Regions from separate parts of the Homo sapiens genome. Here region 1 is linked to region 2. Evidence: chromatin contacts called from ENCODE Hi-C data. All regions are on one chromosome and are shown on one strand. The core of a region is the stretch at or near the end of the contact, and the rest is flanking DNA. Distances in the headings are between cores, read along the strand shown.

Region 1 (6,621 bases), core at 1,395-3,894, 800 kb after region 2:
TATTTATAAGTGAATTGTCTTCTTTGTTTCAAGATGACCTAGTTTATCAATACGATGGAAAAGTAGAGAGCCATCAAACATACAAACCATCCATATCAAATTTTAAAATAAAGGGCACTACCCTTGTAAAAATATTTTTTAAAGGGTAGTAAATAGTATATAGAATTTTACCTAAAAAGAACCATAAAACAATATCGAATTCTAATTAAAAATTATGCAGGCTGAAGTGATTGGACTGCAATGTACTGATATCTGCAATTTATTTTGAGATGAATTTAAAAAAGACAGATTGATGGACAGATAGGATTGCTAGATGGACATGTGATAAAACAAATATGAGCAAAATGTTGATTGTAGAATGCAGGTGGTGGATATATGGTGCTCACTGTACAATTCTTTCAATCTTTCTGTGTTTATAAAATTGCATTAAGACGTTCGTGGGGGAAAAACAGTGTTAAAGTAAGAGGTGATTACTTAAGAAAGGAAAAGCTCCCTGCTCCAGAAAGAACCTGCATTTCCCATTCTGACAGCTGAGGAAGGAAAATAAATGCATGCAAGAAAGAATGGGATGGGGTCCATCTCTCCCACAGCAATATTCAGACATAAAGAAGAGCAATTATATATGCCACATTTGAGACTAGAAGAGTTAAAGGGGGTAATAAGAGAAATATGACAAATTGTGAAATGATTGCATAACTGACAGAAGCAGAGCCAGAAAAGTCAATCTAATGAGCTAACCTAGAATTCTAAGTCCCAGCCCTTCTAAAAGCCTTTCTACAAGTTCATGTTCAGGCAAAGGCTGAATGTAACAAATGGAGTGACTAAGGGTCTCACATAGACCAGAAAGCATAAATATGCAAGGAAGGACCCTTGATTCTGCTTTCTGTTCTCCTTAAAGGTGGCTGAGAGCTCAATGGGGGTGCTCAGAGTGTGCAGATGTTGGATGCCAAAGAAAACCTACTTCTCGAAGGTGAGCCCCAGTTCTGGTCTCAGTTCCTCTTTTCTTTCTTTCTTTTTTTTCTTTTTTTCTTTTTTTCTTTTTTTTTTTTTTTGAGACGGAGTCTCGCTCTCTAGCCCAGGCTGGAGTGCAGTGGCACGATTTTGGCTCACTGCAAGCTCCACCTCCCGGGTTTACGCCATTCTCCTGCCTCAGCCTCCAGCCTCCTCAAGTAGCTGGGACTACAGGCGCCCGCCACCACGCCCGGCTTTATTTTATTTTATTTTATTTTATTTTGTTTTATTTTTGTATTTTTAGTAGAGATGGGGTTTCACTGTGTTAGCCAGGATGGTCTCGATCTCCTGACCTCGTGATCCACATGCTTCGGCCTCCCAAAGTGCTGGGATTACAGACGTGAGCCACCACGCCCAGCCCACCCTCTTTTCTTGTTAAGGATAGGGTGTGACAAGAGGGTCCTGGCTCCTTCTTACATACATGTCCCATCCACAGGTGGGCTCTTAAGTGCCTGCTGGAGTGAGGGTAGGGGTTAGGGATGCGGCTGTTCTTTCCCAAAGACTACTCAGGGGCTGGTTAGTGCAGAGCTATCGCAGCCTGGCGACAGCCCTCAGTCACAGGCAAGCTTAGGGGAACCTGTGGTGCTTGAAAGACAAAAGGCTTCTTGCCGGACTGACTTCAGGAAACGGGGTAGCCCTAAAGCAGTCATCCCCACCCCATTACAAAGAGCTTCTCTCTTTCCCACGCTGATCCTTCTCCCCCGAAGAAGCTCCGTCCAAGTAAATTTCTTACCTTTTTTTTTTTTTTTTTTTTGAGACAAGGTCTGGCTCTGTCACTCAGGTCGCCCAGGCTGGAGTGCAGTGGTGCAATCTCGGTTCACTGCAACCTCCACCTCCCGGGTTCAAGCGATTCTCCTGCCTCAGCCTCCCGAGTAGCTGGGACTACAGGCCGTGCCACCACACCCGGCTAATTTTTGTATTTTTAGTAGAGATGGGGTTTCACCATGTTGGCCAGGCTGGTCTTGAACTCTTGACCTCAGGTGATCCGCCCACCTCGGGCTCCCAAAGTGCTGGGATTACAGGCGTGAGACACCGCGCCCAGCCCGTCCAAGTCAATTTCTAGAGCTAGAACTTCCTCATGCTCTAAAGACAGGACCCCAACTCCTCAGAGCCAGGATTCCCAACCTTTCAGATCTGGAGCTCCCCATCATGCCTTAGAGTTCTGTCCCCACGCTCCAATCCTTCAGATTTGGATCTCCCCTTCACACACACCCTCGCCTTGCCCCAAAGTCAGCATCCCCCAGCGCTGAGATATGAAGACCACCCCGTCAAAGGGGCACACGCCCAGCCCTCAGAACCGGAGTCCCCCACATCCTCAGAGCCAGAACACTTCATCCCTCAAGACAGAGCGTTATTCTAACTCCTCAGAGCCAGCCCCCCAAATCCTTCCCGGCTGGGGGCCCCTCGCTCTCTCCCATGCCCCAGAGCCAGGTCTCGAACCACTTAGCCCCAATCCTTGGCCACAGCGGCCCCCATTCGCCGCTTTGGTGCTTTTGGCGCCCCCGCCAGAGCGGGCTCCGTACCATGGTCGCGGCTCCAGCAGCGGGCGGGCGGGCTTGTGACCCGGCCAATAACGGTTCCCGGGGTCGCGGCGGCGCGCGCGCGGGGGGCGGGGCAGTGGGCGGGGCCTGGCGTGCGCCGGGTGGTCTCGCGGGCGGTGGCAGGTGAGCGGCGGGCGGGGATGGCGGAGCAATGGGAGCTGGACGAGGAAGGCATTCGCCGCCTGGGGGCGCTGACGCTGGAGCAGCCGGGTAGGGTCTGGCCGGGAGGGTGTGGACTGGGAACGTAGGGTCAGAAGCTGTGGAAAGAAAACTGAAGTGGAAGGCGGGGAACCTGAGATAGAGGCGAGGGAACCACAGAGAAGCGGTACCTGAGGCTGGGGGGCGGGGGGATAACTTGAGGCAGAAGGTTAGAGGGAGGTGGAGGTGGAGGAACTGAAGTAACGGGAGGGTGTGGGGCAGAGCCCGAGGAATTGAGAGAGAAGAGGGGAGTGTGAAGTAGGGAAGGAGAAACAAGGTTAACAGGGGACCCTGCCGCAGGTGACAGAACTGCGGGGGGCGGTGGCTGACCGCTGTAATCCCAGCACTTTGGGAGGCGGAGGCGGGTGGATCACCTGAGCGTGGCCAACATGGTGAAACCCCGTCTCTACTAAAATACAAAAATTAGCCCGGCGTGGTGGTTCAAGTCTATAATCCCAGCTACTCGGGAGGCTGAGGCAGGAGAATCGCTTGAACCCGGGAGGCGGAGGTTGCAGTTAGCCGAGATCGCACCACTGCACTGCAGCCTGGGCGACAGAGCGAGACTCCATCTCAAAAATAATAATAATAAATAAAATAAATAAATAATAAAATGTCTATTAGACATCCAAGTGTAAGGTACCTAGTAGGCAGTTGGATATATGGGTCTGGACCTCAGAGGAGAGGTCAGGGTTAGAGATGAAAATTTTGGAGACATTAGCAATAGGTGGTATTTAAAGCTACGGGAGTGGATGAACTCAGCTAAGGAGAGAATGTCGATGGAGAAGTGAAAGAAAGCTTAAGACTCAACCTTGGAATATTTCAGTGTTTAGAGGTTGTATAGAGGAAGAATGTGGTATCTTGGAATTTGAGAAGGGGTAGTGTATCGAGCAAGCAATGGCCAACTGTGCCAAATGCTATTGACAGGCTGAGCAACTTAAATGCAGAGTGTCTGTTAGATTTAGCAACATGGAACTTACTGGTGACCTTGACAGAGGGAGTTTTGGGAGGGTGGGGAGGAGGGAAACCAGATTGGAGTGGGATGAAAAAGGGAAATGATATTTGAGGGGAAGAGACAGTGAAAGTAAGAACTTTTGCTGAAAATTTTAGCTGTAAAAGAGACTGCAGAAATAGATGGTAGCTGAAGCGTATGATGTGCAGTCAAGAACAGAACAGGAAGGATATACTAGAGCATGTCGGTAGTCTAATGATTAATTTGGTAGAGGGGGGAAATATGTAATATTTACTCATTTTGACTGTTAAAATAATTCAATTAATTTATTCTGTGGGTAATATAATAATTGTACAGTGAGGGCCAGGCGCGGTGGCTCACGACTGTAATCCCAGCACTCTGGGAGGCCGAGGCGGGCGGATCACGAGTCAGGAGATCGAGACCATCCTGGCTAACACAGTGAAACCCCGTCTCTACTAAAAATACAAAAAAAATTAGCGGAGCATGGTGGCGGGCGCCTGTAGTCCCAGCTACTCGGGAGGCTGAGGCAGGAGAATGGCGTGAACCCAGGAGGCGGAGCTTGCAGTGAGCCGAGATCGCGCCACTGCACTCCAGCCTGGGTGACAGAGTGAGACTCCGTCTCGAAAAAATAAATAAATAAAATAAAAATTGTACAGTGAGAAGAAAGTCTTTACTCCCCCATCCCCGTCTCATAGGCCTAGTTCCCCTTCCTAAAGGCAATTACTGTTACCAGTATCTTGGATAGTTTTCCAGAAATATTCTCTACATATATAAGCATTTATCACTTATTTTATAATTTTATATTATGGCAATTTTCAAATATATACAAGAGTAGAGATAACAGAATAATGAACTCTATTAGCCTACCTCAACAGTTATCATCAATTCATGGCCAAGCTTCTTTCACGTATACCTCACCTATCCTCCACCCACCTCCAACCCCCTACACTGACTATTTTGAAGCAAATTCCAAGTATGTGATTTCCTCCATAAATATTTCAGTAGTATTTTATTTATTTATTGTTTTTATTATTTTTCAGATAGAGTTTTGCTCTGTCACCCAGGCTCTAGGGCAGTGGCGTGATCTCGGCTCACTGTAATCTCCACCTCCGCATTTCAAGCGATTCTTCTGCCTCAGCCTCCCAAGTAGCTGGGACTACAGGCACCCGCCACCACGCCCGGCTAATTTTGTATTTTCAGTAGTGACAGGGTTTTGCCATGTTGGCCAAGCTGGTCTTGAACTCCTGACCTCAAGTGATCCACCCACCTCAGCCTCCCTAAGAGTTGGGATTATAAGTGCAAGCCACAGCACCTGGCCAGTATGTATTTTTAAAAGCTAAGATTACTTTAAAAAAAAGTCACATATGCAACCTAAAAAATTTAACAGTAATTTCTTTTTTTGGTTTTGTTTTGTTTTTGAGATGGAGTCTGGCTCTGTTGCCCAGGCTGGAGTGCAGTGGCATGATCTCAGCTCACTGCAACCTCTGCCTCCAGGGTTCAAGCAATTCTCCTGCCTCAGCTTCCTGAGTAGCTGGGATTTCAGGCATGTGCCACCATGCCTGGCTAATTTTTTTGTATTTTTAGTAGAGACGGGGTTTCACCATGCTAGCCAGGCTAGTCTTGAACTCCTGACCTCAAGTGACTCAGCCTCCTAAAGTGAACAGTGATTTCTTGATATCATGAAATATCTAACTAGTGTTCTTATTTCCCCAGTTGTCCTATAATTTTTTAAAATTAGAATCCATGGCCGGGTGCGTTGGCTCATGCCTGTAATCCCAGCACTTTGGGAGGCCAAGGTGGGTGGATCACTTGAGGCCAGGAGTTCAAGACCAGCCAGGCCAACATGGTGAAACCCCATCTCTATTAAAAATACAAAAATTAGCTGGACATGGTGGCTCACACCTGTAATCCCAACTACTTGGGAGGCTGAGGCAGGAGAATCGCTTGAACCCGGGAGACGGAGGTTGTAGTGAGCTGAGATCGCGTCACTGCACTCCAGCTTGGGTGGCAGAGCAAGTCTCCATCTAAAAAATAAAATAAAATAAGAATCCGTATATGGTCCATATATTGCAATTGGTTGATGTATGTCTTAAGTCTTATTTGATCTGTAGGCTCCCCATTTTTTTTCCCTCGCATTTTCAATTGTTTTTGAAGAAACTGGCTTTGAAAGAGTTTACTATAACCTGAACTTTGCTCATTGCATTCCTAAGATGTTAAACATTTTCCCGTGTTCCCTGTACTTCCTATGAATTGGTAGTTAGATGAGGCTTAATCAGATTCAGGTTGGATTTTTTTTTTTTCACAAGACGATTTCATAGGTAATGGTGTATGTTTATGTTAGGAAGTATATGGTGCCTAGTGTTCTTTCTTTTCGTGATATCAGCCACTGAATATGATTACCTAAGTTAATTCATTAGGGATTGCAAAATGGTAATTGTCTATTTCTTTCATTTTTCTTCATTAACTGTAATACTTCTATAAAGAGAAATTTCCTCACATCAACTGTTTGCTTATCCTGAGGTACAGTTTGTATAGGAAAGGCAGCATAAAAGCTTGATTTGTTTTCACCTTATATGCCAGCTTTCAGAATGATGAGTTATTTTCTTAGCATTCTCCAAAGGTGACCAGTGAGGACTGTTTTGCTTTCTCAGTATCATTATAAACTCATCGATTTAAATATATGTCTTAGGGCTGGGCATGGTCGTTCACGCCTGTAATCCCAGCATTTTGGGAGGCCAAGGAGGATGGATCACCTGAGGTCAGGAGTTCAAGACCAGTCTGTCCAACATGGTGAAACCTCATCTGTACTAAAAATACAAAAAAAATTAGCCCGGCATGGTGGCAGGTGCCTATAATCCCAGCTACTCAGGAGGCTGAGGCAGGAGAATCACTTGAGCCTGG
Region 2 (6,240 bases), core at 1,914-4,413:
TTGGCAAATCCAAGCACACAACTCAACAGTGGGCATGGGGGTCTCACCCTTGCCCTGACCCCAAGGGGGCAAAACCAAGGTCTTGATCCACATGAATCCTGCTGTTACATCAGTACAATTTCTTGCATCCTTCCCTGAGGCCAAGAGAGCCCCCCAGTCTGTGCGGAATGGAATGGAAGAGCTCCCTTGTATACGTTATTTCCTTTTGTTTTCACAAGACCTTGTGAGGCTGGCTTCAGTCCCAGTTTATAGAAGAAACCTGAGGATCAGAGAAGTGAAGGCCAACTCTGTCTGAGCAGGGGTCCAAGCCTGGCTCTCCCTACCCCCAAACCCAAATGCTCTCCATTGCACCACCCGCCCACCCCAGTCTGTCAGCTGACTCGGATCAAGTCCAGTGTCTCTCTAGCCTGAGCTCCAGGAAGGCCACAGCTCTTAGGCGCATGACCCACACCAGGAGGTTTCAGTCTAGACAGGAGCTGGGAAGAACTTAAGCCCCTGGGCCAATCAGCAGGGGAGGAGGCCCAGCCTGTGGTTCCAAACACCAGGTCTTACTCAGTGTCCCCAACCACAAGCCACAGGTGAGTCAGCATGCCACTTCCCGAGCTGGGTCCCACTCCACGCCCTCACTTCTGTTCTTAGAAAAGGACGACCAGGCAATCTTGTAAAACCTTTGCTTCCCATTACTCGGCCCACACAGTCACCTGTGTGGCCTCTTTAGCTACATGAATCTTGCTCACCACCTTCAGCTTTTCATGCCAGCCAGCTGCCTGCCCCTTACACGTTCCTGTCTTTGGCCAGACGCAATGGCTAACGCCTGTAATCCCAGCACTTTGGCAGGCTGAGGCAGGCAGATCACCTGAGGTCGGGAGTTCGAGACTAGCCTGACCACCATGGAGAAACCCCATCTATACTAAAAATACAAAATTAGCCGGGCGTTGTGGCACATGACTAATCCCAGCTACTCGGGAGGCTGAGGCAGGAGAATCGCTTGAACCCGGGAGGTGGAGGCTGCAGTGAGCCGAGATTGCACCACTGCACTCCAGCCTGGGCAATAACAGCAAAACTCCGTCTCAAAAAAAAGAAAAAGAAGTTCCCGTCTTTAAGGATACTGTGTAACTGGAATCTTCCTCTCCAGCAATTAACACAGCCCTCTCGAATCCCTGGTGGCATAACTGCAGTTACATTCTGCACACCCCAACCTCGCCAGGGTAGACAGTGCCAGAAGAGGTGGGTCTTTTCCCTGGCGAGCTCTTCATTTGTTCACAGCCCAAAGAGCAAGAACACCCTTCAAGAAATTTTACTTCGAGGAGATGCAGGATTCCAATATGTGGGCTTTTCTGGGGACCTGAGCCTGCCATATAGCCTTCTGTCTAGGCCCCCACAGATCCTGAACCAAGGTTGCAAGAGCTTCTGAGAGGGAGAAAAAGATCAACCCAAGCACTGAAGGGGCAATGGTAATGTGCCCTCCCACCTTGTGAAGGGCTCCCCATCATGGCATTTTGGGAAGCCTTTTCCTAGAGCATCCCAGGAAATGAGGAAACACGAGCTCCCAGGCAGGAGCTGACGCCCCACATGCCACCGTGTGGTTCCCAGTACCTGGCTGAACTCCCTGCAGGTGGGAACCAAGACACCTTATTCTAGGTATGGGCAAAGGACCCAGCCAAAGTCAGTTCTATGCTACATTTTGCATAGGTAGTGACAATGACAGTAATCTGCATTTTGAAGGAGCCGAAACCTCTAAAAACATCTACTTTGGCCAGGCATGGTGGCTCACGCCTATAATCCCAACACTTTGGGAGGCTGAGGCAGGCAGATCACTTGAGGTCAGGAGTTCGAGACCGGCCTGGCCAACATGGTAAAACCCTGTCTCTACTAAAAATACAAAAATGAGCCAGGCGTGGTGGTGGGCGCCTGTAATCCCAGCTACTCGGGAGGCTGAGGCAGGAGAATTGCTTGAATCTGGGAAGCAGAGGTTGCAGTGAGCTGAGATCGCCTGAGTGATCCAGCCTGAGCAACAGAGCAAGATTCTGTCTCAAAATCAAAAAAACAAAAAACAAAAAACAAAAAAACCCCACATCTACTTTCTCAGTAATACTTCGTTGTGGATGACCGCTCCATCGAGGGCAGCTGGAGTTGTCCGGAGAGTGGCCAAGCTCTAGTCTTCCTTCCCTTTATCCCTTCTGTGGCTCTGGCTAAAAATACTTTTTACTTTGCCCTATGGCTGCCTGATTCTTGGCCTAGGAATAAGTCCAGAAACCTTAAAAACAAAGATAACACAACACAGCCCCCAGCAACCCAAATATGAAGCAACAAATGTGAAATTAAGAAACCACAGGCCAGGTGCAGGAAACAGGAAATCCTGCACTGCGCAGAACTTTTCACCATGGTCCCAAAGACAACCCTCAGGCCGAGGCTCTTGTTCTTATGACCCCCAAAGGTCCAGTGAAGCCCCAAGGAAGCCCACCTTACCGTCAGAACTCCAGGGGAAAAGGGTCGTGGCATTGGGATGGAGGGCGCCCTGTGGACCACCTGGCTACCAGCTTTTTTTATTTTTATTTTTTGAGACAAAGTCCCACTGTGTCACTTGGGCTGGAGTGCAGTGGTATGCTCATAGCTCACTGCAGCCCTGACCTCCTGGGCTCAAGTAATCCTCCTGCCTCAGCCTCCTAAGTAGCTGGGACTACAGATGTGCACCACCAGGCCCAGCTAATTTTTTAAATTTTTTGTAGAGATGGGAGTCTTACTTTGTTGCCCAGGCTGGTCTCGAACTCCTGGCTTCAAGTGATCCTTCCCCTTCTGCCTCCCAAAGTGCTGGGATTACAAGTATAAGCCACTACACCCGGCCCTGCCACCTTCTTCTGAGGCCCGTATTCCTCAAAGTGTGATCCCCGACCAGTAGGAGTATGGTCCCACCTGGGCACCTGCTAGAAATGTGGCCTCTCAGGCCCCACCTCAGTGCTACTGAAGTGGAATCTGCCTGTAAACAAGATGCACAGGTGGTTGTGGGAGAAGCTTAGGGTAAAGCCTGTCTGGAAAGAGGCAGAGTCTCCCCCTTGGGCTAGTACCTCAGGATTCTCAGCTTTGGGGAACCCAGTGGGCCCTGAAGCCTTTGGCCTTGATGAGAGAAATCTAGATGCCTCCTGCCACTTCCTCATTTGCTGCTTGCCCCCACACAGCAGGGTTCGGAACACCTTCCCCTCCTGTGGTTAGTTCCTGCCCGATCAGGAAGGAGCACTGGCTTTGTAATCCTTTCTCAGTTCCTTATCTGCCCAATAGGGTCAACAACCAGACAGTAAATGCAGCTCCTGTCCATGGGTCCCTGCCCTGTTCCTTAACCATGAGAGCAGATGCCCCCGTTTCCAGGGAACACATAAGCAGGTGCAGTTCACAAGTGAATCACTTGCCCTGGGAAGGTGTTTTGAATGCCGCTACCCCTTGGTTCTCTGCCTCCTGGACTTAGGGACTCTGGGGTATGTGGCTGAGGGAGTGGGAACTCCAAGCCACATGCAAAGCATGGTGTTTAATACAGGAACATCCATTGTCCTCAATGATAAGTTATGTAAATTATTATTTTTAGATACAAACTTAAGAACATATTATGGAGGAAAATGCAAAATCCCAATGAATTCTAGGTTAAAATAGGAGACTCCAAGAAACTTCTGGGTTGTTGGCAGGTGGCTGCTTTGGACCACAGGGTCTGGGAGGATGAGGAAGCAGTGCTGTGGGGAGCTTTCCTCTGCCTTCAGAGGAATCCGATGAAAGGGTCTGAGGAACACCGCCTTTTCTCATCTCTCTGGAGACCATGGTAGATAGCCTGGCCCTCCAGGCAGCCACAGTGCTCCCAGTAGCCTCTGGAGTGCCCGAGGCCACATGCCCACTGAGAGCCTTTGGCTTCAAGAGATCCCAGTGATGGATCTCAAGGCCCCAACAAGGTCTTCAGGGGAATCTGAGCCCCCCGAAAGCCATATGAACTTAAAACAATTAGATCCCAAGAACAGAAAGGACACTGTAAGTTTCTTCTGTGGTTCATTGTCCCACAGAAATCCTAACCACAGAGGCCATGCATTCTGGGAGGGCCAGGGAGAGACATAAATATAAAGTCATCAGGACAGGAAAAGAGCTAAAAAAATTAAAAGCTACATTCTCTTCCTAAACTACCCACAGAACAGCTCCAGGCAAGGCCCATGTCATCTAGACCAATGCCGTAACCACAGAGATTGGGAGATACAGAACTGACGCATCAGAAATGTGGTGATGCAGGACCATGGGCGTGAGTTACCAAAGCCCATGGCCATCAGCAGGAACTGTGACCGGCCAAACAAAGACAAATGGCTCCTGGGGAAATCTACCTAGCGCTGGGTGGCCTACAGGTTTGGGGGTAGGATTGGGGAACTCACAAATTTAATAAAGACCAAGGTGGGCAAGGACCCACAAAAGGGTCCTAAGACACGAAGGAGGTGGCAGGTCCAAAGGCTCTTCAGAGATGGACAAGAGGAATCAGAGATGAGAGATGGGCTCAGAGAAATTTAGAAACTTGGTCTTGCTCACAAACAGAGCAAACTTCAGAGCCAGGATAGAACCCAGGCCCACCAAATGCCACACTCTATCCTCTCCCCTTAACCTCTGGTCATTCCATTCCAGATTACTTGCTTCAAAAAGAGCCACGAGGCCGAGCAGAGCTGTAATCAGGCTCATGCCTGTAATCCCAGTACTTTGGGAAGCTGAGGCAGGAGGATCGCTTGAGCCCAGGAGTTTGAGACCAGCCTGGGCAACACAGGGAGACCCTGTCTCTACAAAAAATAAGAAATAAATTAGCCAGAAGTGGTGACATGTGCTGTAGGTCCAGCTATTCAGGAGGCTGAGGTAGGAGGATCTCTTGAGCCCAGGACATCGAGGCCGCAGTGAGCCATGATCATGGCACTGCACTACAGTCTGGGTGACAGAGCACAAGCCCATCTCAAAAATAAAAAAAGCAACAAGAGCCACTGACCCCACACAGAACAGGCCAAGCTGAATGTGATTAAAAGACAGACACAGCCCCACTCTGCGAGGTTCATAGGTAATCCCACCCCACTGCCAAGATCTGTTCCTCAGGCTACAGTTCTTTTTTTGAGACGGAGTCTCGCTCTGTTGCCCAGGCTGGAGTGCAGTGGCGCAATCTCGGCTCATTGCAACCTCCGCCTCGGGTTACAGTTCTAATCAGAGCAGTACACAAACATAACAGAGGCTCCCTTCTGCTCTCGCTCTCCTCTGTCCTGCCTGTCCTCCCTCTGGCTGAGGTGCTAAGGAGCAGGAGCTGAGGACCGCAGAGGGCTGGATAAACCTAGCAGTGGACACCTGGAAACCCAGGTTGTCAGGTGAAAATGGGGCCGTAAGGTCAGGAATGCCACCTGCTCAGAGGGCAAGCTGCAGCCCACAAGAAAAGTCTGAGGCCAGGGGGCAAAGCCACGGCCAGGACTCACCTTGGCTGCCAGCCCCTGAGCCCACAGCATTGCTCTGATGCTCTGGGTGGATTTGGGGCAGAGGCTCTCATTTTGGGGGGTGACACAGGCTCAAAGGCATGATCCATGGCAGCTCAGGGCTCCTAGGAGAAGCCTTTTTAGTGGCCCCTCAAATGAAAGGTGCAAAACAGTGGGGGACCAGAGCCTGGGGAACAAGTTGGGCTGGAGACCAAAGCACAGCCACAGGTCCCCTCATCCAACAATAGCTAACAGGTATCAACGAGGAGCCTGCTCTGTGCTGGGTCCACCCTAGGCAAGGACAACAAACTTGGTGCCTGCCCTTAGGAGCTTATGGTCCGGGGGGGTGGGTGGCAATAAACAATTAGACACATACTAAGTTGAACCACACAAAACTGCCATTTTTGTAGGTCATAATTGGTTAAACAATTTCATATGATTGCCTTAAATACTACAAAGAAAACTAACAGAAAGTAGTCCTTAAGAATAACAAGGGGACCAGGCACAGTGGCTCACACCTATAATCCCAGCACTTTGGGAGGCCAAGGCAGGAGGATCACTTGAGCCCAGGAGTTCAAGACCAACCTGGGCAATATGACGAAATCCTGCCTCTACTAAAAATACAAAAAAAATAGCCAGGTGTGGTGGTGTGTGCCTGTAGTCCCAGCTACTCGGGAGGCTGAGGCAGGACGATGGCTTGAGCCTGAGAGACGGAGGTTGCAGTGAGCTGAGATCGTGCCCCCGTACTCCAGCTTGGGTGATAGAGCCAGACCCTGCCTCA

The links. Hi-C counts contacts between places; a loop is a spot of excess contacts on that map. Pooled maps may share reads with other maps.
Region 1: a loop to region 2 is called in a pooled map, with 3 times the contacts of the local background. The contact joins the promoter of LRRC36 here to the enhancer-like site in region 2. A Hi-C loop is called at or near these places in 2 of 37 single-sample maps with no recorded cell type and 5 of 50 pooled maps.

What each region holds. Positions count from the first base shown.
Region 1 is chr16:67,324,171-67,330,791 of GRCh38, forward strand. LRRC36 (leucine rich repeat containing 36) reads left to right here and starts at 2,645. Exons shown (of 14, transcript NM_018296.6): 1 at 2,645-2,762. The coding sequence starts at 2,693. It overlaps KCTD19 (potassium channel tetramerization domain containing 19), which reads right to left and starts at 2,571. Exons shown (of 16, transcript NM_001100915.3): 1 at 2,535-2,571. The coding sequence starts at 2,537. RefSeq lists an enhancer at 703-782 and a silencer at 2,538-2,687.
Region 2 is chr16:66,521,793-66,528,032 of GRCh38, forward strand. The region is part of intron 6 of TK2 (thymidine kinase 2); the gene reads right to left. Among named protein-coding and RNA genes, the nearest start is that of TK2, 25 kb to the right of the region's middle. RefSeq lists enhancers at 641-710, 2,110-2,219, 2,440-2,569. Within about 2 kb of position 3,164, at least 21 of the 41 ENCODE cell types and tissues checked have a DNase peak (open chromatin) inside an H3K27ac peak, as active enhancers do.